5 separate regions of the Mus musculus genome follow, and all the other regions are linked to region 5. Evidence: chromatin loops called from intact Hi-C (ENCODE). Cell type or tissue: heart. All regions are shown on one strand.

Region 1 (5,000 bases), 120 kb before region 5:
TGCTCTCACAAAAGACCCTAGTTCCATCCCATGCGCCCACATTGGGTAGCTTACAACCACCTGTAACTGCTAGTCCATGGAATTTTACACCCTCTTCTGGACTATACAGGTACTACATCCAAATGCACATGTGTACACATGCACATACATATGTGTACATACACGCACACACATGCTAAAAATACAATAAAAATATCTTTCAGTCGGGCAGTGGTGGTGCAGACCTTTAATCCCAGCACTTGGGAAGCAGAGGCAGGTGGATTTCTGAGTTCGAGGCCAGCCTGGTCTATAGAGTGAGTTCCAGGACAGCCAGGGCTATACAGAGAAAAAACAAAAACCAAAACAAACAAACAAAAGGAATAAAGAAAGAAAGAAATCTTTCAAAAAAAAAAGATTTTCCTGATCTACAAAGTGCCCATCAACACCTCGGAAGGGTTGATATCACACACCTCTGGCTTTCACAGTGCATGGATAGAGAAGGTGCTAGCAGGAGGAACTTCCTGCCCCAGGACCCACCTACCTGCTGTTGAGATGGTCCTGACAGGAGCGCACCTCATCGGAGCTGGGATGACCTCCTTCTACCAACTCCTGAACTGTTTGGTTCACATCCAGGACTCGGCCCATCAGGCTGTTCATTTCCTGGTCAAGACTTTCAAATCTGCAGAAGAGGAAGAGGGTGTAGAAGTCAGAGGTCTGGGCTCTCAAGAGCCAGCTCACTTCTTTAGTTGTAGGTCTTTATGACATTTCTCAAGTTCCTTCGCAGGAATTTTTCTCTCTTTCTTTCCTACTCTTTTGTTGTTGGATTTGCGGGGGGGGGGGGGTTTGTTTTGTGTCTGTGTCTGGATTTTTGGGAGGGAGTTGTTTGTTTTCTTTGTTTTGTGTCTGTTTTGCTTTTGGTTTGGTTTGGCTTTGCTGCTGCTGGTGATGAAGCAGGGTAGCACATGTAGCCCAAGGCTGACCTCAAACTCTCCAAGTAGCTGAGGATGACCTTGAACTCAGAAGGGCATGCAACCCTGACCAGCACAGGCTCCAGTTTTTCTATGGGTTGCTGTAACGTCCGATTGTCCAATGCTCCACCCTGCCCTCTATATAAATGTCAGGCCAGGATTCTTGATTTATTTTTATTTATTTTTTATTTTTGAGACAAGGTCTCACTGTATAACCCTGGCTGTCTTGCAAGTCACTATGTAAACCAAGTTGCCCTCAAATTCACATAGACCTGCCTGCCTGTGGTGAGACTAAAGGCGTGCTCCAGGGCGGGAGCCACCTCACTGTCTAGAGAGATGACATCTGTCTTAATGGGAGTCCCATGTGTGGAGGAGCCTGTAGAAAACTTTAAGTGGATCCATATGTGTTCTGTGAATATAAACCGCGTACTGGCAGGAAATGGCTTTGGGAGGTACTGTACTGGGCAAGTATTTGCTAGGTGACACATCTGTGAACTCATTTCCTGTTCACCATAAGCTTGAGGCATAGGCTATGATGTCTACCCCCATTTGACACATGGGCAAATCGAGGTCCAAAGTATGAAGCTGATGAAGCCCGGAGTGACGGATAAATCTGGGATTGCCCCCATGAGAACTGGCGAGCCAAAGCATGTGAGGTTGGGTGGGTGAGCAAGGGGCCCTGGGGGCTTCCCCGGGTGCGCTCACCGATGCTGCACCACCTCAACGTCGTCGAGGGAATCGGGCACACGCATGGCCAGCAGCCACTGCTCTTTCTCCCCGATCCACAACTCGCAGGCATGTACCTCGCCGAACATGCGGTACACGGCGAGCGCGTCCCGAAGCCACTGTCGTCGCAGCGCGGCCACCTCGGTCACCTCGGCGAACAACTGTTCGGCTTCCACCACGCGCACCTGCAGAGCCACCACCAGCGGCCCTGCGCCACTGGCTCCTCCCAGTGTCGCCAGCTGGCGCCTCAGGCCACCCACAGGGCCACGGTGCGCTTCCACCTCCCCGGTGAGAGCGCGGTGCTGGCGCGCCAGGCGACGGCTGGACGCTTCGTCGTGACCAAAATCTCCAGCGGCTGCTAGACGATACGCGTCACGAAGCCAGTCCAGCAGCCCGTCCAGGTCGGCGCCAAATTGGTGCAGCGCCCGCGCCTCCTGCAGCCGCCGTTCCCGGCGCGCAGCCGCCTCTTCCAGCCGCTGCCAGCGGCGCCGAGCGCTAGCCGCGCGCTCCGCCAGGCCAGCCAAATGCAAAGGCTCGGCGCCCGGGCCCACGGAGCCGCCCGCCGCAGCCAACTCCTCCCCGCGTCGCAGCGCCTGCTGCAGCAGCGCCCGCCGGCCGCCCAGCTCGCCCTGCAGGATCTTATGCTGCGCCAGCAGGCGAGCGGTGCTGGACAGGTCGTGCGCGCCGCCCGCCGTGCCCGCCGCGCCACCACTGCCGCTCGTGGCCTCTAGGAGGCGCTCCTTGTCCCGCGCCCAACTCTCCGCCTCCTCCAGCTCCTGCAGCAGCGCCCACAGGCTCCGAGAAGCTTCCAGCTCTGCGCGCCGCCGTGCTGCCTGCTCCTGCAGCTCCGACAGACAGCCATGCACGTGGTTCACACGGTTGCAAATGACCTGAGGGTCGCAGGGCTGATAGCCTGGGGCAGGGGAAGGAAAAGGTAGGAAGAGATGCCAGCCCATGCCATCCTTTCATTAGGCTTCCCAGACATCCCAAGCTTAGAGCAAGCTTTCCTGGATTCTCGCCACCTCACCATCTACCTCAGCCTTCCTTCCATGGAACACCACTACCTGGGTTAACTGTTCCCTGTGGGCAGGTTCAGGCTATCTCCTTCATTATCACATTTCCACACCATTCCACAGAGGGCAGAGCCCAATGAACGAGGGTGATTTGTCTCCCAAATACTGGGATTAAAGGCAGGTCTGTCCCATAAACTTTATTCCTCAAATTTTACGATTTTCACCTAGGTCCCTAGTTCGTATGTACATAACTGTGAAATTGATTTAGCAGATCCCAGTCAACCTCTCTTTGATGGAGCTAATATAGTCAGTACCACACACCTGTAATCCCGGAGTTTGGGAGGTGGAGGCAGCAGGATCCCAAGTTTAAGGCCAGCCTGGACTTCATAGTGAGACTCTGTCTAAAACAATAAAGGGGGGCTGGAACGGTGGCTTAGCTGTTAAGAGCCCTTGCTGCTCTTCCAAAGGACCTGAGTTGGGTTCCCAGCACCCATGTGCTGACTCACTACTGACTGTAACTCCAGCTATATGGTATTCAGTACCTATTCTGGCCTCCACAGGCATCCTTTCTCACACAGGTGCACACACACACACACACACACACACACACACACACTAAAATCAATCTTTAAAAATAACTTTAAAACCAAGCCAAGTGGCCCCGCGATTCAGGAAATTGCCTGGATTACAGAGTGAGTTCAAGGCTAGCCTGAGCAACTTAGTGAGCTTTACAAAATAAGTAAAAAAAAAAAAAGAAGGCAAGCTCAGCCTTAGAGTATTAGCTCAGGGGCTACCTGTGAGCAACTGGGGGCCAGCTAATCAGTAGACCACATGCTTAGTGTGACCAAAGCCCTAGGTCCAATCCCCAGCACTGAAAAGGGTCTATCAAGAAATCATGTGATGGACTAGTAGTACATCATCACCATGACAACACAGTCCACACTGGCCTCTTGGTTGTATCCTTAGTGCTACTGGTCATCTCAGGGGTGTCGTCACAAGAAAAGGACAGTAGAGGCCTCCTGGACAGTCATCCCTAAGGCAATAGAAAGAGTGTGGGTGTGGGGCAAGTGGAACCATGCCACCAGACAGAGGAACTGGTAAATCTCATCATTGGGAATGGTAGGTATTAGAATGAACTCCTAACAAGGTTCCTGTCCTGGAGCATGTGACCAAGACACCCCACTAAGAGGCCCATTACAATCAGTCACCTATCATAAAAACCTAGAATTCTCCATGCTAATGAGGTAGCTAGATAGGCCCTGAGTGTTTAGCCAATGAGCTCCCCTTCCTGGGCATCCCTTCTTGCAAAAGGTATTTAATGTCTGATCCACCCTGAGTAAGATGTATGCATCCTCATCTAGCATGAATAAAATAGTTTGGACAACAAGGACCGTCTTCTTCACCAAGGATGGCCTGCGGGGGAGGGGGAGGAGGGAGGGACAGAGGCCTTTGTCATACAGAGCCTCGCCTAAATCTCCTGTAGGCCTCTCTTCCAGCTCCTCTGTACTATGGGGCTCGATTGGAGATCCCACTCTGTCCTAGGCTCACTGAGGGCCTGTGGGCTCCTGTATCCAACTCCTCTCGGGTCCCCAGCGGTGTCTGGGTACACAGGAATTTAAGAACCACAGCCTCTGTCCCAGCCCCCTCTGTTTCTCACCTGGAGAAACATGGGCTAGGAACTCTGTCTTAGACTCTGTTTCGCCTTCCCTGAGCCTGTTGGTGGCCAGGCACCCCAGCAGCAAGGAAGAAATGCAGCCTAATGAAACCTCAGTGGATGCTCACTCTATCTTTCTTCTTTCCTTCCCTTCCCCTTCCCCTTTCCTTTTCCCTCTTTTCTTGAGATAGATCGTCAAGAACCTCCAAATACATTGAGCTCTGTTTAGCCAAAGATGACCTTAAATGCCTGCCTCCTGAATTTATCTTCCAGCTGCAAGTTTTACAGTCAGTTGGTCACCAACACAATGTTTGTGCTGATACAAAGGACTGAATCCAGAGCTTCCCACATCGTAGGCTAGAATCTACCTACTTAGCCTCATCCCCAGCCCAAATTTACTCTAGGAGGTAGCATAGTCCCAAGAAGAATGAGAAATTCCCTTGTCATCTTGCAAGCTCTGTGGTCTGAGCTTCAGTTTTCTCATCAAAAAGAAAAAAGAAAAGGCTTCCAGCATTCAGGACCAGCTGACCAGCATCAGACAGCTCAAGAAACGCCATCAGATAAGACCATTCGTGCCAACAGTGTAGTAGAACAAAACCAAGCCAACTCCTAAGCATCTCTGGGTACCAACCAAAACATGGTGGGTGTGCAAACCACAGT
Region 2 (5,000 bases), 89 kb before region 5:
GCATGCATGCATGTGTATGGGTGCGTGCATGTATGCACATGTGTAATATGATTCTAGCTAACTATCTCCCTCCTTATTTTAAGTATTTTTAAACATATTTTTTTATTGAATGGATCATATACTATGGATTAGAGGACAAGTTCCTTCCACTGTGTGTCTGAAGACCAAAATCAGGTCATGTGGCTTTTGTAGCAAGCACCGTTACCCACAAAACATTTCCCCACCCCTCTCCTTGTCCCTTCCCTCCATTCCTTCTTTCTTCCTTTTTTTAGGGGGTGGGGAGGAGGGGACCATGAGTGCTGGGACACGTGTGCCACAAACTGCCTGTGTGGAGGACTCATAGACAATCTGTGGGAGTCAGAACTTTTTCTCCACGAAGTGAGATTTGAATCCTAGAAGTTGAACTCGGGTTTACATCACACACCCGACCACTAAGCCATCTCTTTGACTTTATAGTCTTCTTTCTTTCTTTCTTTCTTTCTTTCTTTCTTTCTTTCTTTCTTTCTTCTTTCCTTCCTTCCTTTTTTCTTTCTTTCTTTCTTTCTTTCTTTCTTTCTTTCTTTCTTTCTTTCTTTCTTATTTTTTTTAACTTTTTGTCACATGTACTCCAGGCTGACTTTGAACTTGCTTTGAGGCTGGCCTTAAACTCTCCCTCCTCACACCTCTCAAACCCAGGAATGACGAGAAGCATGAACACTGCGCCTGGATGCTTTTCCTTTTCTTCATGTGGAATCTTATCATCTGAGCTATGCTTTAAATATCTTAAAGTATATTGATTTATTCACTTGTTGACATCGATTCTTACTTTATAGCATGGGCTGGCCTTGAACTCACCATCCTTCTGCCTCAGTCTTTCCAGACCAGGATCACAAGCATGGACCACTTGCCTAGCTTAAAACTAAAAGGCTTTAAAATTTGAATTTGCAGGCTGGTGTGATGGTCTATACCTGTACTTCAATGTGGGATGCAGAGGGAAAAGGGTTAGAAGTTCAAGTCCAGACTTGGCTGTGAAAGGTAGTCTCAGCCTCGCTCTACCAAACAAAAAACAGTGGCCTTTAATCCCAGCTCTTGGCAGGCAGAGGCAGGAGGATCTCTATGACTTAGAGACCAGCCTGATCTACAGAGCAAGTTCCATGACAGTCAGGGATATGGAGGGAGACTGTCTCAAAACAAGCAAACAAACAAAACAATATAAATTAATTAAGTGGAACAGAAAAATAATGTGATCTAATAAAATGTATACTATAATATAATTATTATTTCTGGAAATTTCCACTTGATATTCTGGATCATGGACATCAAGAAAGAGAAGCATCAAATACAGTGAGGGCATAGAGGTCCTGAGTAATACATTAACTATGCAGAAATCTGCATATTTAATTTTAATATTAATTATTTTTCAATTTTATGTATACAACTGCTTTGGCTATATGTATGTATGTGTGCCATGTGCATATCTGGTGCCTTCAGAGATCAAAAGAGGGGATAGGTCCCATGGAACTGGAGTTATAGACTGTTGTGAGCTGTCATATGAATGTTGAGAATCAAACCCAGGCCCTCGGAATGGACAACCGAGGCTCTTAACCACCGAACCACTTCTCCATCCCTGTGTTTGGTTTTCTGAGACAAGGTCTCACTCTGAGACTGATACTGCCCTTCAAGTCAAGGAATTCTCTTGCCCTGTTTCCCAAGTGCCCTGTGCTCATTATAAATACAGTGACTGATCACTCCCTGTTTGTTCCATCGTTTTAAGTTCCAGAGAATTGTATTTCATAACTAAAAGCCTAAAAGAAAAAGAAAAAAAAGGAAGTTGTATCTTGGCTTTCCCAATCCTTCCCCAACTCCTACAAGCTAGAAAGCCATGGGCCGCTCTACCACTGAGCCATGCCCCCAGCCCCTCACTGGGGTATTTTAAGCAGGTGCACTACTGAGCTACACCCCAGCCATCTTTTTACTTTTTGTTTTGAAACAATCACAATAAGTTGTGCAGATTGACTTTGAACTAATTTTGCTACCCAGGGGAGGTTTGAGCTTCCTGGGCTCTGACCTTAACTTCCCGAGTGCTGTTACCGTTCGCCTGTACTACTACTCCCTCATCAAAGATTTGTTTTTCTTCTCACTCTGTTGTTGTTGTTTGACTTTGTGTTTGTATTTTTGTTTGTTTCTTTATTTGTTTGTTTGAAAGAGGATCTTAGATCTCTGCCTCTGCCTCTGCCTCTGCCTCTGCCTCTGCCTCTGCCTCTGCCTCTGCCTCTGCCTCTGCCTCTGCCTCTGCCTCTGCCTCCCTGTTGGTGTGATGAGCAGCATGTACCACCACATCCAACCTGTTTTGTTTGTTTTCCTCTTGTATCATTTTGTTTTTGAGATCCCGGAACTCTCTTTGTAGACCAGCTGGCCTCAAACTTACAGATCTGCCTGCTTCCACCTCCCAAGTGCTGGGCTTAAAGACGTGCACCACCGCTCCAACTTTCCTCTTCTTTTTTATATCTATTTCTTTTTATGTGACTGTTTTACCTGTGTTAAGTGCACTGCATGCGTGCCTGATGCCTGCAGAGACCAGCAGAGGGCACCAGATTCCCTGAACCTAGAGTTACAGTGTGATGGGAGGTGAACATGAGTCCTCTACAAAAGCTTAAAATGCGCTAAACAGCTGAGCCATCTCTCCAGCCCATTTGTAACACAGCGTCTCCTATAGCTCAGGACTGCCCTAAACTTGCTATGGAGCCAAGGGTGGCCTTGAATTCCTGATCCTTCTGCCTCAGTTTCCCAATGGATGGAATTCCAGGCCTGGTCTACCAGACCTTATCCTACTCTTCCCCTAGCATCTCTCAGCCCTTACATCCCCATGCTTGAAATCTATGCTAAAGGGTTTGAGAGGGAGGGCAGTCTGAAAGTGTTTGCCTCCACACACGTGCACACACATGCACAAAGACCTGAATTTGGTGCATCAGAACCTATGTTTAAAAGTTAGGCCCTTATTCGTGAGGCAGAGGCAAGGAGCTCTCTGAGTTCAAGGCCAGCCTGGTCTACAGGGCTTGCCGGCCAGCCAGTCTAGCCAAACTGAAAAGCTCCAGGATCATTGAGAGATGCTATCTCCAAAAAAAAAAAAAAAAAAAAGACACCAAGAGCAAGTTGGACTTGTAATGTCAACCTCTGGCCCCCACCTGCAGATCAATGTTTTGTTCAGACAGGGTCTTGTGTGGACCAGGCTATCCTCAAACTAAGTAGCCAAAGATGACCTTGATCTCCTGCCTCCATTATCCACGTGCTGAGAGTGCTGAGGTGTAGACACAGGCCTGCCTCTAATCTTTCACACAGTCCTGATGGGGATGGAAAAATGGTTTTAAAAAGAAAAAAAAACCAACAACAACAAAGAAAATGGACCATTGGGCTGGAGAGATGGCTCAGCGGGTAAGAACACTGACTGCTCTTCCGAAGGTCCCGAGTTCAAATCCCAGCAACCACATGGTGGCTCACAACCACCCATAATGAGATATGATACCCTCTACTGGTGTATCTGAAGACAACTACAGTGTACTCATGTATAATAATAAATAAATCTTTTTTAAAAAAAGAAAGAAAGAAAATGGACCATTTCCATTAAATCAGATAGACACTGCTATAGCTTAATTCGGAAACATCTCCTAGCTTTTTAACACGTGGTTCCCAGTTAGTGAACTTTTTTCCTTTCCTTCCTTCCTTTTATTTGGTTTTGGTTTTTTGGGTTTTTTCGAGACAGGGTTTCTCTGTATAGCCCTGACTGTCCTGGAACTCACTTTGTAGACCAGGCTGGCCTCGAACTCAGAAATCCACCTGCCTCTGCCTCCCAAGTGCTGGGATTAAAGGTATGCGCCACCACTGCCCAGCTTCCTTCCCTTTTGTTGTTGTTGTTGTTGTTTGTTTGTTGTTTTGTTTGTTTGTTTCCTTGTTGTTTCTAATGGTCCTCTTTTGAAGGCTGCGGGATCAGGCTAGTATAAAGAGGTCGTTATGTGTGGAGTGGAAGGTTAACTAGCTCTTACCTACTCTATCTGTTTCTGATCTATCAAGATATAAGGATTCCCTGCCTCACGTGCTCCTGCCACAAACTTCACCACAGCTTCACTGTGAACCCAGAAATGTGTGTGCCCCACCCAAAATCTGTGCTAGAAGCTGACAGGATCCCCATCTGCAACAGTCCCAACGTGAAGCAGCTCAAAAGCATAGCAATAGCTAGGCTGTGGTATGTCTACACTGTGGAATATTAGATGGCAAGGAAAGGGGCTGTAGGTACAGGGCATGGTGGCTGAAACTCACATGCTTCATACTGAGTGGATAAGCCACAGACATACGGGAGTGCAGGGCGCCAGGCACAGTGATCAATGTCTGTCATCCTAGTAGTCGGGAAGCTGAGCAGAAACACTGAGAGTTTGACACCAGCTTAAACCACAAAGCGAGACACTGTCATTAGGCATGTGGTGACACACATCTGCAATCCCAGTACTCAGGAGGCTGATGTGGGATATAAATGAGATCTTGTATTCGTAGTAATAATAATAATTAATTAATTTTTTTAAAAAGTAAGCAAGGAAAGGAAACAGCGCTAGTGAGATAGCTCAGTGGGTAAAGGCAGTTGCTTGTTGCTTGTGCAAGTCTGGTGACCTAAGTTCAATCCCTGAGATCCAGTTAAAAGTGGAAGGACAGACCGACTCAACAGAGTTGTCTTCTGACTTCCACATGCCATGCATGCCATGGCAAGAACACCTACGCGTGTACCTCACGCGCGCACACAGTGCAAAACAAGCAGAAAACAATGGCTGGAGAGATGGCTCAGTGGTTAAGACGATTCGCTTATACAACATCAGGACCTGAAGTTTGGATGCCAGCATGTACATATAACGAGCCAGGCATCCCATCCAGGCCTGTGACCCCAGCTCTGAGATGACCAGAAACAAAAGGAGGACTAGAGTTTTTGGCTTCAAGACTAGCTCAGAAAAAAAGACTAGCCCAGAGTCAAGGAGAAA
Region 3 (5,000 bases), 51 kb before region 5:
GATGAAAGATTCCAGAATAGCTTAGGCTACACAGCAAAACGCTGTCTCAGAAAACAAACAAAAAAGTGGCTGGGGATGTAGCTCAGTGATAAGAGTACTTTGGCTAGCACCACCTCGGTGTTCCGTGCCCAACACCACAAAAACTAAGCAAAAGGAATTTTCTTTAGGGACACACCTGCAGCTCCAGGACTAGCAATATGGAAGCCAAGCATGATTAGAATTTCAAGGCCCTTGTCTACACTGGAGTCCTGCTTCACGAGACTGCCTAAAACAAAAAGAATCCGAAAGTGAGTCCTAGAAAACAGGAAGGAGGGTACCAGAGACCAAATAGTGAAGAGCAAGCTAACCCTTCACTACGAAACCATATCACAAAATTAAACACACACACACACACACACACAAAATTTTAAATCTTAGCTCAGTTCTACGGTGTTTGTTCAAAATGCTCAAATGTTAAATCCCCAAAACTAAAAATAATAATAATAATAATAAGTTTGAGTTTGTTCCCAGAGTTGTGAGCAGTCTTTAAGAGTAAACAGCAACAGGCAGACAAATGCGGAAAACGAAAGCGTTGCCTGGGATCCAGGAGGTTCCCCCAAACAAGCAGCAGACCCCTCTAGGTTAAGCATAGACTCCTCCTACAAGACGGGTTGGGGGTGGGGAAGCAGAGCTCCGCCAGCTAAGGGGCGGGGCTGCGGTCGTTCAGGCAACGCAAGCCGCATCATGCTATTGGCTGCTGTCTAGTGCGTCATCCCCCCCCCCGCCCTCCGGTTTGACCCAGCCTTCGGAACTCCGGGGGGCGTGGCCTCCACCATCTGCCCCAAGCCTGCAAAACCGCAGGGAGGGGAGAATGGTGTCACCCGGTGTCACTCTTCAGTGGGGTCTGGTATAAGGGGTCTGCAGTGAAACAGAGGAGTGAGAAACACAGCTGGGTCCAAAGTAGCAGTTCTGACGGCGTTACCAGACTCCACCGTGGAGACTCCGCTCCGCCCCCTGACCAGTAGCCAACCTAAACCGGACCCGGCCCAGTGATGGACGGGGCCTAGCATCCGTGGCTCCTCTTAGCCAATGGCGCCCCGCGGCGGGCAGGATTCCAACCAATCCTGGCTTGCGACTGGCCTCCGGGGAGGAGCCGAGTGGCCCCCAGCCAGACCCAGAGGCCCGGGGAAAGTGAGCCGGACTTCTACCCAGCACTGGTGGAACCCAACCCTGCAGGCTTGTCGGAGGTAGTCGTGGCGACCCTGGCAGCCGAGGTGAGGAGTGGCCGCCTGTGTGAGATTTCCCTGGAGTTAGAGGAGGACGGGGGCGCGCCCCCACGGTAGGCGGAAGCGGGGTATCCCGAGTGGAGAGCAGATTGGTGTGATTGATGGACATTGGAGGGTGGAAGGCTGAATTCCAGCATCAGCACCGAAGGGGGAGCAGGATTACTCAGGAGTTGGAGTTTGGAGAAGCCAGGAAAACGGAGAAAGAACTTTGGAGGAGAGTGTAGGACAGTTTGAGTCTCGAAGAATAGGCTGAGTTTGGAGTTCCACGGTGTTCTGGACAAAGTGAGCGTTTTAAGGCTAGGATATGAAGCATTTAGAGGAACCCGGGAACTAGAGGAACCGAGTATTGGATTCTGAGACGCCGTCGTGAGAAGGGAATGCCGGGGAAGAGTTCACTGACTGGGTCTCGGAGCCGGACTGGGTATTTGGAAAGCCAGAGTCATTTGAAAGTGGAGCCGAATGAGGGGAGATTTGGGACGAGGTCTCAGAATTGGGATATCCAGTTTCGCCGGCGGAACTATGTACCCGAGAGTTATTTGTCGTCTTTGGGCGATGTGATGGGATTTGGACCTCTGCACACCGAGGACAGTTTGGGGAAGAATCCAGAACTTCCTGGGGTGATAGGGACCCAGAGAAAACAGGTTTCTGACTGAAGCCTGGTGGGGGAGGGGCGCTCGGGGCGTGGAGCTCGGATTCACCGCCCCGAAGGCAGTAGAGGGCGGGGCTCGGCGGCCGCTGGGCAGCTGAAGTCCGGGTTCCCTTCCCCCACCAGCCGGAGCTCCCGTACGCATGCTCTCAGAGAGGGCGGGCGTGTCCAGTCTCTTGGGTGTGCTGGGCCTTCTGGGGATTGTAGTTCCAACGCGACAGCCGAAGCTCTGCCTGGAGCCTTTGGGTCCACAGTTCCCAGAAGGCCCTGAGGATACATTGAGGTGTTCTTGGGTCTGGTCTAGCGACCCAGGGAAGGGTGGTGCCTATAAAAAGAGATGATTGGGTTGGACTGGTCGCTAGAGGGTGCAGTTTGTGGTTAGTTTCGCTCTAGCTGGCTTTCCTTTGGGTCGGAGTTTGGGAAATACTCCCTCTCTTTTGAGAGGTCATAGACTCAATTGTAGGAAGCAGGTACGGACAGAAATATTCTTGTTAAAAAAGGAGAAAAAAAAAAGAATTTAAACACACACGTCCCAGCTAAGCCTCGTCTCACACACATTTAATCCCAGCCTTCAGGGAGGAAGAGGCGGTACGATATGAGTTCGAGACACAGCCTGATCCACATAGGGAGTTCCAGAGCAATACAGAGAAACCCTGTCTCAAGTTTGGGTTTGGTCCATTACTCTGTGCTCCATACCTGTTTGTCCTGTGACCTGTTAGGAAAAAAGTATTGTGGGAAAACAATAACAAGATCTATTGAGACCAGAGTTAGGATTTTCACTTTCCAAATGTTAAAATTGATTACCATAATGTAAATTCAACGTTGTGCCTACCACAGACAAGTGATACTCAAGCCATGCCCGGATGTTTTGGTGATTTGTTTTAGGGCTTTTTTGTTTTTCTGAGACAGGTTTGTCTGACCATATTAAACTCTACCTGCTTCTGCCTCCTGGATGGGTGCTGAAATTAATGGCATAGGACACCATCTGCAATTTTTTTTTCTGTTCATTTTCCTATTTTAAATTTTATGTGTATGGATGTTTTGCCTGCATGCTTGTCTGGGCACTACTTGTGTGCCTGGTGGCAAAGGAGGCCAGAAGAAGCCATGGATCCTCTAAAAGTGGAGTTTTAGGCAGTCCTGAGCCATCCATGCAGGTTCTGGGGATCGAACTTGGATCCTCTAGAAGAACAGACAGTGCTCGTAACCACTCAGCAATTTTTCCAGCTCCTTTTATTTTTGAGACACTGCCTAGCTGAGGGTGACCTTGAACATCTGAACTCACTGCCTCCTTAATACAGAGGAGGTGACAGCTACAGGAGTCTCTCCACCCTCACTACTACCTGCTCCCACTCTGTGTCCTGTGCACCCCTCCTCACACTCACTTACCAGTCCCAGCAATCCTATCTGCATCTTGTTCTCTCAATCACATTGCATGCATTAATTTACCCATTCTTAGCCTTGTGGGATTCTCTGTGCACTTTAAATGGAGGTTCTGATACACACACACATACACACACACACACACACACACACAAAAGCTTCCCATAGCTACACAGGCTTGCTTGAAGAAGTAAGGTCCCAAGGTATCTGACTCCACTCTTTTTTCACAGGACATGGGAGGCTTAAAGAGGAAACATTCTGATTTGGAAGAGGAGGAGGAAGAGGAGAAGTGGGACTGGAGTCCAACAGCTCTTCGGAGCTACCAGCAAGCCCTGCTCCGAATCTCTCTGGACAAAGTCCAGCGCAGCCTGGGCCCCAGAGCACCCAGCCTCCGCAGGCACGTCCTTATCCACAACACACTCCAGCAGCTCCAGGCTGCCATTCGCCTCGCTCCAGCACCAGCCCTGCCCCCGGAACCTCTCTTCCTAGGTGAAGAAGATTTCTCCCTATCTACCACCATCGGTTCCATCCTCAGGGAGCTAGATACATCCATGGATGAGATGGAGCCGCCTCTGAATCCAGCAGCTTCCTCGAGTCCCCAGAATGAGATCGTGTCCCAGGCTGATCCTGTATTCTTAGAAGCTCTGAGCTCAAGGTACCTGGGAGACTCTGGCCTGGATGACTTCTTTCTGGACATTGATACATCTGCGGTGGAAAAGGACGTTGCACTTCCACCCCCGGAGCCGCCGCACAGCCTCTTCTGTAGCCCAGGATCCTGGGAGTGGAATGAACTGGACCACATCATGGAAATCATCCTGGGATCCTAAAGCTGATGGGATTCTTCCGGGCGTCAGCCTCAGTGCGCTGGGCCTTAGATGGGACTCTTGTATGTGTGCGTGGCGGAGGCGCTAGACAGAGACTGTGTGGCCTCCTTTCCTCCTATGTCAGGATTCCACAAACTGTCCTGCATGTGTGCGTGTCTGGTTGCCACAGCCTTCCGTGAAGGTGCGTCTTCCTCAATTAATTTATCTCTTCCGAATGCCTTAAGGAGACTCTATTTCAGGGAGTCTAGATTCCTCGCTTACACATTTCTTCTGCCTCCAGTTCCCACTGTCCTTATGACCACTAGGGTCTCAGGGAAGATAAAACTGGACCTGTCAAGGGGTGATGGAGGGGCTGGTCTCCGGACAGACTCAACCTCTTGGCAGGACCCCAGTACCAGCAGCCTCCTGATTCATAACCAGGCCGGACCATGTGCAATAGGGCAGAAGTCTACCAGCTCCATGCTGTGCTACTTAAGAGGAAAGAGGAGGTAGGGTTTGCAGAGGCGTATGTTTGTTGGTTGGTTGGTTGGTTGGTTGGTTTGGGGGGATTTTTTGAGTGAAATTTGTTGTTGTTGTTGTTGTTCTTGTTTTTTTGTTTTTGTTTTTTTCTAATAAAAGCATTTTGGAAATATTGGAATTGTAATTAAATCTGTAAACATCTCTGGGGTGATCTGGGGAAGAGCCTGCTAAGTTTCTCCAATACTTAACATCCTTTCCTTAACAAAAGTAGAGCAGCCGGGCGGTGGTGGCGCATGCCTTTAATCCAGGCACTTGGGAGGCAGAGGCAGTTGGATTTCTGAGTTCCAGGCCAGCCTGGTCTACAGAGTGAGTTCCAGGACAGCCAGGACTGCACAGAGAAACCCTGTCTCAAAAACACAAAAACAA
Region 4 (5,000 bases), 77 kb before region 5:
GACACACTCACATACAGCCACCACCACCAATAGCACATACAGTCAGGCATGTCACACACCTCCAAGGTGTCACAGAGTATCTACGCTCACACAACACAAAGTTCACAATCGCATAGTCTTACACGCTTAAAATGTCACACCAGTTGCCTAGGCACAAAAGATGACACACCCTGTGTTGCTACACACCCATACATCAGAGCCTCAACAAGACACAAAAGGAATCTCAGTTGATGTCACACACAGTCACACATAAATGGGATCATATCACGCACCCATGTGGTGTCCCAAACCTTCCCAATCCGAAAGTATCACACTCCATTACAGCTTACCATATCACACAGGCTGAGTACCCCTCACAGTATCACCCCCATGGACGCCAAATAACATTAATGATCTCTATACACAACTCACATTGCAACACAAGGAATGAAACCGGGTGTCGCCCACAACCATGCTGTCCCTTGTGGTCACTGAGGGTCACACAGGCACAAAATCACCCCACACACCCCTCTTGCTTGTTGGGAGGACGCTTTGGTAGAGGGAAGTACCATCTCAGAGCCTGTCTGTAAGGGGGCGTGAGCAAAGAGAGCACGGTGGGCGTAACGCCCCGGCCGGCCCCGCCCCGCTCAGCCCCGCCCACTAAGGGTGGCTGTCTCTAGTAGGCAGAGCGCTAAGTGACAAACTGCTCTAGCACCGCCCACTCCCTTCCCTAGAAGGGGCGTGGCTTCTACGTCTAAGCGCCTATCGGAGAAGGGGCTCTGGAAATGCAATTTGACTCCTCCGCCTACTCATGCTCTTTCCAGCGGGAGGCGTGGTCGCCTCGGTCCCGCCCTTTGAACCCAAATTAGGAGGGTGAGGCGGAGGCTGGAACCTTGTCTGGTCCCGCCCCCTCCTTCTGGGTCGAGGAGGACCCGCAGCGCGCCTCCTCGCAGCCACTGTGTTCCCGCGCGTCCTCGGAGTTCTCAGCTTTTCCGGCCCTGGACCCCGCAGCATGACTGTCAAGAAGATCGCGATCTTCGGTGCCACCGGCAGGACCGGGCTCACCACACTGGCGCAGGCGGTGCAAGCAGGCAGGAGCCGGGGCGGGTGGGGGAAGTCATGAACACCGGGCGGAGTTTTGGGAAAAGTCGTCCTGGGGGCCGGGCGGAGACCACACGGGGCGGTGTGTGCCCCAGCCTGTGGGCCAGCAAGTGGTCACGGGGGCACAAATGGAGGACTCTGACATTCAGCGTTATGTGGGTTCAAGGCGTAAAGGAATTAACTGTGGGAACCTGGAGGACTCCTCTGACAGTTCTATGCAAACCAGGGGTTCTTATGAAATGTCGTAACTGTGGTGGTGGTCCTAGTTAGCACACCCAGAAAGGGTTTTCTGAGCCAGGACTAGCTTGGCATCCAGCCAGCCGGGCCATCTCCTTACACGTGTTAAAATTCTGGTGACCCTCATTTGGAATGGGAACTAGTGTGTTACCCCACTTGACACATAAGAAAACTGAGGCGGAGAGGACTTGCTGGTACATGGCTGTGTCGGGATTTGAACTCCGGTCCGTGGTCTTAAGCACTAAAAAACTGTCTGCAGGCTCATAGTTTGGTCACTGGAACAGAAAATCGAAAAGGTTAGGCAGCAACTTACTTCAAAGAGAATGGAGGTGATCACCCTATAAGAGAGGGGCAGTCCAAGAACTGAAGTCCTGGGAAGGACATTGAGCTTTGGGGCCTCCCGAGGGGAGGGCGCAGGATCCCCCATCATCCCCTGGCTCCTCAGTCTAGAAGTTAACTCTGGACCAGACGTGAAAGTTCCAGATAAAGAGCCACACCCTTGCTAGCCTTGGCGATTCTTAAGATATTGACTATCAGAGTGCCCCAAAAGGGTGGAGGCCACAAAGAGCCCAGTCCCTGCTGGTTCCCAGCACAGCTCCTGCTTTGGGTGAGGCTTTTTCTAGAAGTTCCATCCCCCCGCCCCCCATGGGCTATCCTTTCCCCCAGGGACTTAATGAGGGCCTTAATTCGTGGCAAAGGAGAGCGCCCTGGGCCTCCCAGAGAAAACAAACTACAGGCTGGCTGTGGTGGTGTAGACCTGTAATTTCCCCCACCCCTGGAGAGGCAGAGGTAGGAGACTCAGGAGATCAAACCTATCCTTGGCTGCGCAGCAAGTTCAAGGCCATCGTGGGCAACCTTAGACCCTATGTCAAAACAACAAAACAAAAGCAAGCTGCTGATAAATCATTTCTAGGGAGGAACAGGGAAAGGAAGAGAGAAGTTGACAAATGCTGTGTCACCATGAATTTGTGGAGTATCCTGTTAAATACCTTAATCCCCAATACCACTGTTTACTGATGGCTCTCCCTGCTGGTCACAGTCGGAACTACACGAAGGATTTCCGGGAGGCCTGGCCTTTTTCTCCCTGTGGCTCAGAAAAACCTGTCAGAAACAGGAAGAGGAAAAAAAAAAGAAAAGAAAAAGGAAAAAAAAAAAAAAAAAGGCAGGAAGGGATTAGGGGATATAGCTCTCAGAGATGAAACGCCTGCCTGGGATCCACCTGTGAGAAGAGGCTTGAGGGGGGCGTGGCTCAGTAGGCCCCACGGCCTAGCGGCCTAGCGTGCCCAAGAAACTGCACAGTCAAGGAAAACAAGTAGCTAGGAAGGGCTTGGGTTTTAGTCCCTCAATGTCATTTTGTAGGACCAAGGGTCTAACAAACAGACTCTGGGTTCATCCTGTGTATTTAAACAGCCAGGTCTACCACATACCACAGTGATGTGACCAAATACTGTGTCATCTACAGTCAAAGACCTAAATATCTGTAAAATAAATAAAGAAAAGAGAAAAGAAGACCAATATTGAAGCAATGGTTGCGGGCTAGACAGATAGGTCAGTGGGTAAAGGTACCTGACAACCTGAGTTAAATCCCCAGAAAGAGAGAACCAACTCAGAAGAACTTGACCTCTGACTTCCATACATGCACACACACAAATAAGAGTAACAGATAAACAGAGGTTGCTAGCTGGGTGGTGGTGGTGGTGCAAGTGTTTAATCCCAGCACTTGGGAGGCAGAGGCAGGTGAATCTATGTGAGATCGAGGACAGCCTGGTCTACAGAGTAAGTTCTAGGACAGCCAGGGCTACACAGAGAAACCCTGTCTCAAAAACAAAACAACAACAAAAACAGGGGTTGCCTTGAGACTCTGATGAAATGACTTACAATGCAGAAAGTGCTTAGAACCAAGGCTCATGCCCAGTGGGTGCTTATACTCCTCAGCCAACTGAACTCAGATATAAAGATTATAGCCCAGTCTTAAATGTAGCTCTGGTTTTCTCTACCCACTGTGTGCCCAAGGCTAGTTACCAGAACCTGCCTCAGTTTCCCTTTCTTGGTATGATAAGAATGGCCACTTTGTAAAATTGTTACAATCTAGGACTTTTCAAACTAGGGCTCAGTGTGAGTGCTGGACTGCTTTAAATTGGTCACAAACGATCAAAATGTATCAAGTTGCTGCTGCGGGAGTCGCTAGAATCTGAGCCTAGGCCCTGGCAGCCAGGTCTGACCACGTGTCCTCAGCAGGTCAATTAGTGAGAAAAACTAATAGTGAAAGTAGAAAAAGGAGATGAATTTAATGTAAGCATGTCGGGAAGCTCCTCTGCTACCCAGACCCAGCCTTCAAGGTCTTGATGAAAGCTACAAGTTTAAATAGAAGGCAAGAGGTACCCACGCATGCGCAATCCCTCTCGTTAATGGTGTGGTCATCACAGCCATCATCTTGTTGAACCCTGTGTCCTCCAAGGTGCTCTGACAAGTTGTCAGAGCCATGAAATCTCTTCCTCTTCTGGTTGGCACAGGGCCCCGGCCTCCTTCTCCTGCCATCATGAGGCATTTGGGAAAGTTGCACTTTTGGAGTGGGGGGTCCACTGTTTCAAGCAGTCTGATTATCATCTGCATTCCTGCCAGGATAAGGTTACAGAATGCCAGATGTTGGATTGACATATGAATTTATGTGTACTGGTCAGGCAGTGAAATTTTGTATTGAGTGTTAAGATTTTATTTTATTTTATTTTATTTTATTAATTCTTGAAAGAGCTGGAGAAATGATGAGAAAATCCTATACTCCCAAGACTCAGAGAGTGGAAGGTTCACACTCTCTTTTTAAGGTTCACAGCCAGTTCTGGAAAACATAGTTCAAGGCCAGCCTGTTTTGTGTAATACTTTGCCTCCAAAAATAAAAAAGGAAGGAAGGAAAAGAAAAACCTTAAAAGTGAATGAATTTTGCAACTTATTCTCAAATAGGAAGAGAAACAGAAAGACAGACAGATTTGTACATGTGTGAATTTTCTATGCAAATATATAAGTTCTGCATATCATATACTATGTATATAAGTAAAAAGAGGAAGCAGGTCTAGAGAATCTTGCAACTTCTCTATAGCTGAGATTACTTAAAAATAAAAGCTTAACAGAAAGCCTGACCAGATGTTTGACACCTGCAGTTAGGAGGTAGACAGCAGGAACAGCACAGGGTTTAAGGCCAGCCTGAGCTACATTGTGAATTCGGTGATCGTGTGGGCTACAGTGTGACACTCTGACAAATAAATAAATACAAGAAACATGAACAAAATGTTAGTAACAAATGATATTGTTAAAGAAAAAAGTCACCACATATTTTAGGGCCAGCAAGGTGGTTTAGTGGGTAAAGGCGCTTGCTGCCAAGCCTCATGGCCTGAGTTCAATCCCCAGGACCCACATGGGTAGAAAGAGACAACTGACTCCTGCGCACACGGTAAAATAAATGTAAACTAGTTAATAAGTAATGAAGATAAATGAAAAGGATAAAAGCCCGTATTTTAATTATCTCACAGAAGTTGTCTTTCAGGAAGGATAAGATCTAAATGTGTGCTGTTTGGTAGCTACTAGCTGCGTGTGCATCTTGCTTCATTTTATTTTATTTTATTTTATTTTATTTTCTATCCTTTTTTATGTATGTACTGTCTGTGAATCACTCTTGTGCCTGGTGGCCA
Region 5 (5,000 bases):
AAGTTCTACCTGGTCTTCGAGCTTTTGGAGCAAAACCTCTTTGAGTTCCAGAAAGAGAACAACTTCGCACCCCTTCCTGCCAGGCACATCCGCACGGTCACACTGCAGGTACTAAGAGCGCTGGCCCGGCTCAAGGAACTGGCCATCATCCACGCTGACCTCAAGCCTGAAAACATTATGTTGGTAGACCAGACGCGCTGCCCCTTCAGGGTCAAGGTGAGTGAGGCTGCCTGGGAAATGGCTTTGCTTAGTTCTTGGATGCTCTGCTAACACATGGGTCTCCCTAGTCAGTTCCGTGACGCAGCTCCGGGTGTCCCTGAACCCCAAGCTGCCCCTCCTTGCTGCTCTCTGGCTGTCTTCTGTATCCCATCCCAATTCTTGCTTTGTTTTGTTTTGTTTTCGAGACAGAGTCGATGTGGCACAGGCTGGCCTTGAACTCACTGTGTAGCTGAGGACGACTTGAGCTCATGGCCTATCTGCCCTCCCTGCCTCCACGACCTAAGTGCTAGTAGTCACGTAAGTCACCACAGCCAGCTCGCTTTGTTGTGTTTTGTTTTTTGAAGACAGGATCTCAGGGAGTCCAGGCTGGTCTGGAATTTGAGTGGGTTTCCCTTCTCAAGTACCGGGATTACAGGCATTCACCATCTTACCTGGCTTCTCCATCTCAACTCTGAGGTCCTTTCTATCGAAGACTGGAGGTCTTCTGTGCCTCCCCTCTAGGTCCTGAGTCCGCCCAACCCTGCCCATTTGGCTTACTTCTTCTGGCTCAGGTCTGGGCCTCGTGGGTCTGGCATTCTAGTGGGGGAGATGGTAGCAGGGTAAGAAGTAAAGCGTGTTGTGGATGTGAGACCAGAGAAAACAGGAGAGAGAGGCTGGGAACTGCTCAGACATGGGAAGTGGTAGACAGGGAGGTCACACTTCAGGTGGTCTTGAGGGGAAGAGAAGGCCATGGAGAAGGGATGAGTTTCCAGGATGAAGGAGGAGCCAGCACAAAGGCTCGAGGTAGGAGCATGTCTAAGTATTCTAGCAACACACAGGGGAGTTCTGTGCAGTTGAAGCACAAATGATGGGGAGCAAAGAGGGAGAAAAGGACACCAAGGAGGTAGGGGTGGGGTTGCACAAATCCTCATAGGCACAGTCAAGATTGGTTTTGTTTTGGTATGTATATCTCCCTCCATGGTTTCACAATGTATCCCTGGCTGGCCTTGAACTTACTATGTAGACGAGGCAGGCTTCAAACTCATGGCAGATCCTCCTGCCTCTGCCTCCCAAACAATGGGCTCAAAGTTACACACCAACACGCTAGGCTTGCAGACGAATTCAGAGCAGCAGGATGGGCTCTGACTTAGGGGCTCATCTTGGGGGGAAGTAGGACCAAGAAAGCAGATGGGGTGATCCAAGAGGAGTCCCAGGTAAAAGATGTAACTGGGGCATTCGTGGATTCCGGGCAGATTTTAGAGCTAGAGACAACAGAATTAGAATTGATTGATGGGTTTCACAGTGTGAGGGAGAGGGGCTGGGGAGATGCTCAGATAGTAATGTCCCCGCTGAACAAGCATGGAAACCTCAGTGCAGACCCCTACCATCCCCATGAAAAGACGGCTGTGGCAGCACACCTGTAATATCAGTGTAGGGGAGGTAGAGACAGGAGGATTCCTAGAGCTTGATGGCCAGCCAGTCTAGCCAATCAGCAGGCTCGGTGTTCCAGGAGGGGAGGGATCTTATCTCATATATAAAAGTTAGAGAGCGATAGAAGACATGCGATGCATGTGTGATGACACACATGTGCACACGCATACAAACATCTACACATACATTTAGAAAAAGAAGGGCCAGCAAGATGGCTCAGCCAGTTCAGGTGCTTGCTGCCAAGCCTAAGGACTTGAGTCCAGTAGCCAGAACCCATATGGTGGGAGCAGAGAACTGACTTCCTGACTCTGGAAGTTGTCCTCTGACCTCTACACATATACCACTGCATTTGCATATCCCTCCCCCCACTAAATTCAGTTTAAAAATGAAAAAGTGTGAGGGGCAGCTGGGCATTGTGGCAGCCTCCTATATTTCCAGCACTGCACAAGTGGAGGCAGGAGGATTAAAAATTCAAGGTCATCCTTGGCTGTTAAACAAGTTCAAGGTCAGCTTGCACTTTCAAGGTCTGTCTTGCACTACCTGAGACCTCATCTTTAAAGAAAAGATGTGAGAGAGGCTGAGTGGGCTCAAGTTGAGCCAGAGCCTGCGGATCTAGACAAATGCAAGGTGGTTCTAGCCTCTGTTCCTGTTCCTGACCCTGGGTGGGCACCTAAGCTGTCCCTTGTTCCCCCTAGATCCCACTTCTGCTGAGCCTCTGTCTGGGCCTCATCAACCTACTCAGACACCCCTCTTGTGCCTCCTCCATCAGAGCTCAGACTCCTCTGCCTGCTTATCTGTCAGCAAGGCACTGGTGATGACTGGGCTGGCAGCAGCACCCAAGGGCAGGGCTGGACCAAAGCTGCCTATACTGTGCCTCTCCCCGTGCCCCACTGAATGTTAGAGACACAGAGACAGGAAGAGATGGGTATTTCTGCCCTGTTGGATGGAAGGACAGTGAGCCGAGAGGAAGAGAGCTCTGTAGACCTAACAGGGCTCACACAGCACCTGGGGGTCGCTGGCACCCTTCAAGTGCTTTCAGAATGAAGGGACTCCACATACACTGGCTCAACTCTCAGTGTCACTGAAGTCCTAGGGGGCGTTGAGTCCAGACTAATAACTATTTCATGATTGGCCTTGTGTGCATGGAGGTAAGAGGTGACTAAATGGATAAATAAATGAATAAATAAACGCAGGGAAGCTGCAGCCTGCCCTGAGTCACAGGAATTCACAGTGAGACTGGAAGAGCGCCACCTGGTGGCGAGAGGAAAGGCAGGCGCCTACCCATGGCCCATGGATTACCAAGAAGCTTGGTAATTACAAGCTGAAGGCCTTCGGGGTGTTGTCAGTGTCTGACGGTAAAGATCTTAGAGGACTTGGTTTTAGGATGGTACCTTTCCAGTCCATGACACAGAAACAAAGACAGAGACACTGGGAGATGAGGATTAGCTGAAGAGGCAGTGGGAGAGAGAGAGAGAAAGAGAGAGAGAGAGACAGAGCCACTGGGTGGTGGCAGCACATGCTTTTAATATCAGCACTTGGGAGGTACAGGTAGAGGTGGATTTCTGAGTTCTAGGCCATCCTGGTCTACAGAGTGAGTTTAAGGACCACCAGGGTTACACAGAGAAACCCTGTCTTGAAAAACAAATACACACACATACACACACACACACACATACATATACATACATATATATATGAGAAGGGAGCCAGACCTGGTGAAACATGCCTATAATCCCAGATTATTGTACCTTCTACATTTCCTCTCTTATGAATGACCCTGCCTGAAGTTCAATCTCTAGGACCATGGAAGACAGACACACAAATCAAAGGGAGGACAATACTGATTGGTGTAAAATGCCTACTAGTTCCAGGCCTCCAGAGACACAGCCTTGAATAAAATACAAAGCTCTTGTTGTCATGGGACTGGAGTTCTATTTTTTTTTTCATTTATTTTCTTTTTATATGTGAGTGCAAATGTATGGATGTATGGTGTTCCAAGAGGTCAGAGGGCTTTGGATTCCCCCTGGAACTAGAGTTCCAGACAGGTGTGAGCTGCCATGTGGGTGCTGGGAGCCAAACCTGGATTCCCTGCAAGAGCAGCCAGTGCTCTTTACCACTGAGCCATCTCTCAGGCCTAGCGGGTTAAGTGCTTGCTGCACACAAGCAGAAGAGCCTAAATTCAGATCCCCAGGGACCCCATAAAAGCTGGGCTTGACTTTATAATCCCAGGGCTGAGGGGATGTAAGGGAAGACAAGAAGATCCTGAGGGCTCAGTGGCCCGGCTATCTTGCCAAAGTTGTGAGTTTCAGGTTCACTAAGAGACCTTGCCTCACAAAATAAGGTTACAGCGGTAGAGGAAGATAGAGGACCTTTGGCCTTATACATGCACACATGGGTGATGACACCCACATATGCCTATAACACCTCCAACACACACAACACCCCCCCTCAGGGAAATATATATATAGTATGTGAAATGATGTTAAAATCATAGCTGGGAGCTGGGTGAAAGAACAGGAATTCAAGGACATCCTTGGCTACATAACCAGGTTGAAGCCAGCCTGGGCTATATGAGACCCTGTCTCAAAACTAACCAACAAAAAGGACAGAGGATATGGGTGAATACTTGCCTACTATGCACTACAGCAGGGGGAGGGTCCCAACTATTATAGGCACAAGTTCAAGCAGAGAATCAGACAGAGCCAGACCTGACACCTGACACAGAAGCAATAGCTAGAGGACAGAGGCAGGGTCATTCATAAGAAAGGAAGTGTAGAAGGTACAAGAGCTAGGCAGACACAGGAGATACACAGGGATGAGTCCCAGGAGGGGCCTATCCTGTCATCTCTACCACTCCACCAACCCAGCTGCCCTGTGCTCCATCCCCTCTGTCCTCCATAGGTGATCGACTTTGGCTCGGCCAGCATATTCAGTGAGGTACGCTATGTGAAGGAGCCTTACATCCAGTCCCGCTTCTACAGGGCCCCAGAGATCCTGCTGGGGCTGCCCTTCTGTGAGAAGGTGGACGTGTGGTCTCTGGGCTGTGTCATGGCCGAGCTACATCTGGGCTGGCCTCTCTACCCAGGCAACAATGAGTATGACCAGGTGCGCTACATCTGTGAGACCCAGGGCTTACCCAAGCCCCATTTGCTGCATGCGGCTCGCAAGGCTCACCACTTCTTCAAGCGTAACCCCCACCCCGATGCCACCAACCCCTGGCAGCTGAAGTCCTCTGCTGACTACCTAGCTGAGACCAAGGTATGGGGGAGCATGCAGGGTGAAGACAGCCTGTGCTGGGGGGTGGGGACGATACTATATCGCCATGTCTCTTTGGCTGGACTGAGGGTCTAGGTGAAATGTGGAGCCTGAGT

What was found. Hi-C counts contacts between places; a loop is a spot of excess contacts. Peaks named below come from ENCODE experiments on the same cell type or tissue, not always from the same donor. Only the 100,000 strongest peaks of a DNase experiment are listed, where the experiment ranks them.
Region 1: a loop joins it to region 5, with 5 times the contacts of the local background. A loop is called at or near these places in 5 of 42 quality-filtered maps.
Region 2: a loop joins it to region 5, with 2.3 times the contacts of the local background. A loop is called at or near these places in 10 of 42 quality-filtered maps.
Region 3: it touches region 5 in a loop (5-fold over the local background); 8 of 42 quality-filtered maps call a loop at or near these places.
Region 4: it touches region 5 in a loop (2.3-fold over the local background); 8 of 42 quality-filtered maps call a loop at or near these places.

Annotation. Positions count from the first base shown.
Region 1 is chr7:27,406,591-27,411,590 of GRCm38, forward strand. Sptbn4 (spectrin beta, non-erythrocytic 4) reads right to left here. Exons shown (of 36, transcript NM_032610.2): 14 at 1,653-2,586; 15 at 521-658. Among named protein-coding and RNA genes, the nearest start is that of Sptbn4, 37 kb to the right of the region's middle. In heart, CTCF peaks have their summits at 99 (motif pointing left) and 2,398 (motif pointing right); a DNase peak (open chromatin) is centred at 2,391; H3K4me3 peaks cover 1,354 bases; H3K27me3 peaks cover 4,427 bases.
Region 2 is chr7:27,435,170-27,440,169 of GRCm38, forward strand. The region is part of intron 2 of Sptbn4 (spectrin beta, non-erythrocytic 4); the gene reads right to left. Among named protein-coding and RNA genes, the nearest start is that of Sptbn4, 8.9 kb to the right of the region's middle. In heart, a CTCF peak has its summit at 2,560 (motif pointing right); no DNase peak of the experiment used is centred here; H3K27me3 peaks cover 1,344 bases.
Region 3 is chr7:27,472,619-27,477,618 of GRCm38, forward strand. Sertad3 (SERTA domain containing 3) reads left to right here and starts at 1,222. Exons shown (of 2, transcript NM_133210.2): 1 at 1,222-1,253; 2 at 3,522-4,746. The coding sequence starts at 3,525. The coding sequence ends at 4,118. In heart, a CTCF peak has its summit at 2,274; DNase peaks (open chromatin) are centred at 173, 763, 1,073, 2,093 and 2 weaker places; H3K4me3 peaks cover 2,831 bases; H3K27ac peaks cover 3,098 bases.
Region 4 is chr7:27,447,127-27,452,126 of GRCm38, forward strand. It overlaps Blvrb (biliverdin reductase B (flavin reductase (NADPH))), which reads left to right and starts at 852. Exons shown (of 5, transcript NM_144923.3): 1 at 852-1,070. The coding sequence starts at 992. It also overlaps a transcript of Sptbn4 not described here. In heart, CTCF peaks have their summits at 491 and 2,343 (motif pointing left); DNase peaks (open chromatin) are centred at 25, 755, 1,705 and 2,355; H3K4me3 peaks cover 3,193 bases; H3K27ac peaks cover 1,722 bases.
Region 5 is chr7:27,523,766-27,528,765 of GRCm38, forward strand. Hipk4 (homeodomain interacting protein kinase 4) reads left to right here. Exons shown (of 4, transcript NM_001033315.2): 1 at 1-216; 2 at 4,531-4,887. Among named protein-coding and RNA genes, the nearest start is that of Hipk4, 3.0 kb to the left of the region's middle. In heart, a CTCF peak has its summit at 2,884 (motif pointing left); a DNase peak (open chromatin) is centred at 2,886; H3K27ac peaks cover 788 bases.